2 separate regions of the Homo sapiens genome follow, and region 1 is linked to region 2. The links are chromatin contacts, found by Hi-C or POLR2A ChIA-PET in ENCODE. All regions are on one chromosome and are shown on one strand. Each heading gives the region's core, a stretch centred on a gene start or an enhancer-like site at or near the end of the contact. The rest is flanking DNA. Distances are from core to core; before and after follow the strand shown.

Evidence for each region. Hi-C counts contacts between places; a loop is a spot of excess contacts on that map. ChIA-PET counts read pairs that join two places held with the same protein, here RNA polymerase II (POLR2A).
Region 1: a map of endothelial cell of hepatic sinusoid shows a loop between it and region 2 (6-fold over the local background). The contact joins two enhancer-like sites. A Hi-C loop is called at or near these places in 2 of 168 maps with a recorded cell type or tissue (DLD1 and endothelial cell of hepatic sinusoid) and 1 of 37 single-sample maps with no recorded cell type. POLR2A ChIA-PET finds 5 or more read pairs at or near these places in 5 of 52 experiments (HEK293, K562, MCF 10A and 2 more).

Annotation. Positions count from the first base shown.
Region 1 is chr6:154,591,997-154,594,696 of GRCh38, forward strand. No RefSeq gene overlaps it. Among named protein-coding and RNA genes, the nearest start is that of CNKSR3, 83 kb to the left of the region's middle. Within about 2 kb of position 1,400, at least 6 of the 41 ENCODE cell types and tissues checked have a DNase peak (open chromatin) inside an H3K27ac peak, as active enhancers do.
Region 2 is chr6:154,553,831-154,556,530 of GRCh38, forward strand. No RefSeq gene overlaps it. Among named protein-coding and RNA genes, the nearest start is that of CNKSR3, 44 kb to the left of the region's middle. Within about 2 kb of position 1,306, at least 2 of the 41 ENCODE cell types and tissues checked have a DNase peak (open chromatin) inside an H3K27ac peak, as active enhancers do.

The DNA.
Region 1 (2,700 bases), core at 150-2,649, 38 kb after region 2:
TACCAGTTCAAGATCAGCCTGGACAACATGGCAAAACCCTATCTCTACTAAAAATACAAAAAACTGGCCAGGAGTGGTGGCACGTGCCTGTAGTCCCAGCTACTTGGGAGGCTGAGGTGGGAGGATGGCTTGAGACTGGGAGGTGGAGCTTGCAGTGAGCTGAGATCACACCACTGCACTCCACCCAGGGTGATAGAGCCAGACCCTGTCTCAAAAAAAAAATTAATTTGCTTTTAGTCCAATGGTGACAAACATTGATTCATCCACTCATGAATGTATATGGTAGTTATAAAATAATATAGCGCAAAGTTCTAGCTACATAGATATTAAGGAGGCAAAGAGAAGGAATCCTAACTCAGCCTGGGGAGGAGTAAGAGAGGGAGTTTGGGAGGGCTTCCTGGAAGCAGTGACCACTGAGAGTTAAAACCAGAGAAGGAGTGAGGTCAAAGGAAGAACATTCTCTACAGAGAAGATAGCAATTAAAAGGAACTGGAGATCTAAAATAACTCTTCTTAATGTCTTTACTGACTTCTATGTGGGGCGTTGGGGGAAGAGCACTAGAAGAGGTTGAATATATCTAGAACATACACTATGACTGAAGCGAGTTTGAGAGACAGGGCTAGAGAGATAAGCAGGAATAAAATCAGGGAGAGCCTTGAGCACCACCGCATTAGGAAAAGGCTGCCGTATTAGGAAAGGCTGTTCAATATGACGTAATAAAACCTAATTATCGTAGGTTCATGAGAGCTTATCCAAGAAAGGTCCTGTCACTGTCGTAGCCAGGCAGGATATTAAAGATATTTCCGTATTGAAGACCTTTCCCTAATTCGCATCTCTGTGACACTGTCACCTACTCTTTCTTTTCCCATTCTAGCTCTTAGGCCTGGTGGCAATTCTGTAAGAGTGCCAAAAAGGAAGTACAAGCTTTAAAAAATAATTATACCATTTTTAAAACAACAAAACAAAACAAGTCACCAAAAGAAGTCTGCTTAAATTTTGCTTTCTGGGCTGCAAAGATCATGACCACTAGGAAGCTGAATTGAAGAAAAGCCCTACTTGTTTTGGCCAATGTTTTCCTCAAATAGAAGAGTCTGAATGTGTTGCCGTGTCCAGAGATTTGCTGGTATGTGGTTCAGATGCTTCTCCAGTCGAAGCTTTATGTGAAATTTTAAAAGGTGTAGGGCTCACCAAAGCCCCATAGGGAGCTATCAATCTATGTCATGGGGCGGACTCTGAATCCTTGTGAGTAATCCCCGCCTGCCTTCCCTCCCCCAGCTCTCTCCCCAGCACCATGTAAGGTAAGTTCAGCCAGCAAACTCAGATCTGGCTCTCTTTACCCTTGAGAACCTTGCTTATGCCTCTAACACACACGCAGACGGTGAACTGGGCACATTGCTTTCTACTTTTATGAAGGTCACAGACTCTTACTGCTAGAGTAACCAGATCTCCTGCCTCACCAGGCGCAGTCCCAGGCGGTGTCTGTGCTGTCAATATAAATCCCAATTTCTAACCACCTTCAGCAGGAGTTCTACCTCTGCTTGCAAGCCTTTCTCCCATTTATTCCACAGAGAAGCTTATACGATGGAACTCCCGTGAATTCCAGTAAAACCTAAGAATTTGAGAAACACCCTAGAGATTATGGTTGAGAGTTTAGCCTACAATTTATGTGTTCGAGGAACCTTCAGATAAATTATATAATTACATTTAATAAATCCTTGTTGCACTCGTCTGAAAAATAAATAGGTAATTTTTTAAAGCATAAGGAAGGCCCATCTCCCACCCCAAGCAAAGGTAATCAAGGAACTCGGAAAACCTAGGGCAAAGAGTTGAGTGAAAGCAGATCTGGGAAGAAGCCATGTGAAGCACCACTCATGAGAAAATGGTGTTTGGGGCCTGGCGCGGGGACTCACGCCTATAATCCCAACACTTTGGGAGGCTGAGGCAGGGGTAGGGGATCACCTGAGGTCAGGAGTTCGAGACCAGCCTCGACAACATGGTGAAACCCTGTCTGCACTAAAAATACAAAAATTAGCCGGGTGTGATGGCATGTTCCTGTAATCCCAGCTACTCAGGAGGCTGAGGCAAGAGAATCGCTGGAACCTGGGAGGCAGAGGCTGAGTGATAGATCAGATTTGCATTTGAAACCAGTTCCGGCCGTTTGCAGTGGCTCCTGTAATCCCAGCACTTTGGGAGGCTGAGGTAGGTGGATGGATCACCTGATGTCAGGAGTTCAAGAGCAGCCAGGCCAACAGGGTGAAACCAGCTCAATAAATGAGCTGGGCGTGGTGGCATGCACCTGTAGTCCCAGCTACTCGGGAGGCTGAGGCAGGAGAATCGCTTGAACCTGGGAGGTGGAGGTTGAAGTGAGTCCAGATAGAGCCACTGAAATCCAGCTTGGCAACAGAGCAAGACTCTGTCTCAAAAAAAAAAAAAAAAAATTAGCTGGGCATGATACTGCACATCTGTAGTCCCAGCTACTTGGGAAGTTGAGGCAGGAGAATTGCTTGAACCCAGGAGGCGGAGGTTGCGGTGAGCAGAGATCATGCCACTGCACTCCAGCCTGAATGACAGAGCGAGACTTCATCAAAAAAGATTTAAAAAAATGGCGTTTGGCCATGGTGTCAGTCATCAGATCTGGCTCCTACCCATAAGCTGAGTGGACAGCATGTTACTAATAGTGATTTCCCCATCCTCTCTGGC
Region 2 (2,700 bases), core at 56-2,555:
CGGGGAGGTGGAGGCTGCAGTGAGCTGAGATGGCACCACTGCACTCCAGCCTGGGCAACAGAGCAAGACTCCATCTAAAAGAAAAAAACAGTGTATTGACACCCTTATCCCGAATGTGATAGTATTTGGAGGTGGGGCCTTTGGGAGGTAATTAAGTTTAGATTTCGTTATCAAAGTGGAGCTCCTTGATGGGATTAGTGCCCTTCTACAAAGAGGAAGACAGTGATCACCTTTCCATGAGCACACACAGAGAAGAGTCCGTGTAAGGACACCGCAAGGAGGGTGGCTGTCTACCGGCCAGGAAGCCGGCCCTCACTAGAAACCGAATTTGCTAGCAGCTTGATCTTAGACTTATGAGCCTCTAGAATTGTGAGAAATAAGTATCTGTTGTTCAAGCCGCCCAGTCTATGATATTTTGTTATAGCAGCACAAGTGGACTAAAACGTTAGGCAATGATCCAGTTGCACTACGAATATCATCTCATTAATTCAGAACTAAATCTATGAGGTCGCTGGCATTATTTAAGAGTGAAGAAATGGAAGCCCTAAGAGGTAAGTAACTTGCCTGGGCAATTCAGAAATTCCATCACAGAGCCAAGATTCAGATCCTCATCTCTCCATTCCCAGGAGCAGTTGTTTTCCCATTATCTTAACGTCTCTGGAAAGAGAGTACTGTGCAATTTATTTTTTAAAGGTGCAAATCCGTATGTTTTGAAACTTCCCAAATGGTTCCATTTCATGCCCAATGCCATAGAGCCAGTTAACAGTGAGTCAGGATTAGCTCTGGGGTTCTGCCTCCCCTTCGAGTTTCTTCCCTGCGCCCTGACCTTACTTTACTGAGCAAAGTGCACATGGGAAACAGCAGTACTGCATTTTTTGTGATCCACGGAGGGTCAATGTTTTAACTTCACAGCCACAGGTCCACCTGCAGAGCCCTCCTCCTCACTCCCATGCTATCTCTGCAGAGGCTTTGGGGAGCTACGCTTCAGCCCCACCCTTTGTCCCACAAGCACCACATTCAGTGGTCTCTACAGTGTCATCCGGAGCTAAAGGATGGGGGAAATGTGGACAATCACAGATCTTCTCTGCACTGGTTCAGATAAAGGCTATTTTTAGTCCAATTCTGTGAGGCACAGTTTTCAGATTTTGAAGATGATTTGTATTTAATTCAATTTAAGCCTGACTTCTTGTCTTTCTCATGGTGAAAGACACAGGATGACTTTTCCCATTATTAAAGATGCAGCGTACAGGATATACACGGCCAAATGCCCAGGCAAAGTCAAGATGATGTCATTCCTGTGTTCAACTTAACCATGCCCTAGCCTAAGGGGAGTGACTCCTTTTACTCATAAAACATCACAGCTTGGTGCCCGGGTTAAGCTACGCTACGTGATATGATTTCATATTTGAGCCATGGCATCTCTAATGCATTAGGCTTTTGCTAGCTTAAGCTTCTTAATGGTGTGTGTTGTTGGTATAAACAAATGCCAACCTCACCACGGCAATGTCAAATTCCTCAGATGCCTCAGCACAATTAAGAGAACAAAGTTGCTGTAAAGTAATTACACAGTATGGATTAATGTGTAATCCTGAAGAGCAATAACACCCATAGCAAGCATGAGCTCTGTTTTATTACTGAGCGAGAGAGAAGGCTGGTGGGTGGGGTGGGGGTGGGGGGGAATTCCAAAGCACAAGCATTCATTCACCTTTCTGCACAGGCCTAGCTGACACAGGACTGTTTTGGTAACTGAGTGTAATCTAACATTCCTGAATTCTTCAGGCATAGCTGGGGCACCCTGGGAAACCCATCCCACCCCTAGGCCTGGCACTACCCAAAAAGTGTTCTCCTGGAACCTGAGAGGGGAGGTGCATGTCCTTATAAAATTTCTTCTAGGGTTTAAACTGGCAGTTCCTATAATTATCATTATTTTCTGGGAAAGAGACAAGATTTTGTTACTTGTCTTTCTTTCATACGAGCAGAAACTGCTCTATAAGTAGTTTGTTTTGTTTTGTTTTGTTTTTATTGAGAGAGGGGTTTCACCATATTGCCCAGGCTGGCCTCAAACTCCTGAGCTCAAGCAATCCACCCAATACCCACCTTGGTATTCCAAACGTGCTGGGATTACAGGCGTGCACAACTGTGCCCAGCCTATATAAATATTCTGACCACGTATATAGTCAGCAAAACAGAGTTTTAAAATTTATAATTAATCTTCAGATTTAAATGTTTTCTACTTTTTACTGCTATGTAAGGATTCTATGAAGGACATCAAATAAAAAACATTCTCCACGTTTAAAAGTGGGTTTACAAAGGCATGTAAATCATTCTATTATAAAGATACTTGCACATGTATGTTTATTGCACCACTATTCACAATAGCAAAGACATGGAATCAACCTAAATGACCATCAATCATAGACTGGAAAAGAAAATGTGGTCCATATACACCATGGAATACTATGCAGACATAAGAAGGAATGAGATCCTGTACTTTGCAGGGATATGGATGAAGCTGGAAGCCATCATCCTCAGCAAACTAACACAGGAACAGAAAACCAAACACCGCGCGTTCTCTCTCATAAGTGGGAGCTGAGCAATGAGAACACGTGGACACAGGGAGGGGAACAACACACACCCAGATCTGTGGGAGAGTGGGGGGAGGGAGAGAATCAGAATAAATAGCTAATGCATGTGGAGCTT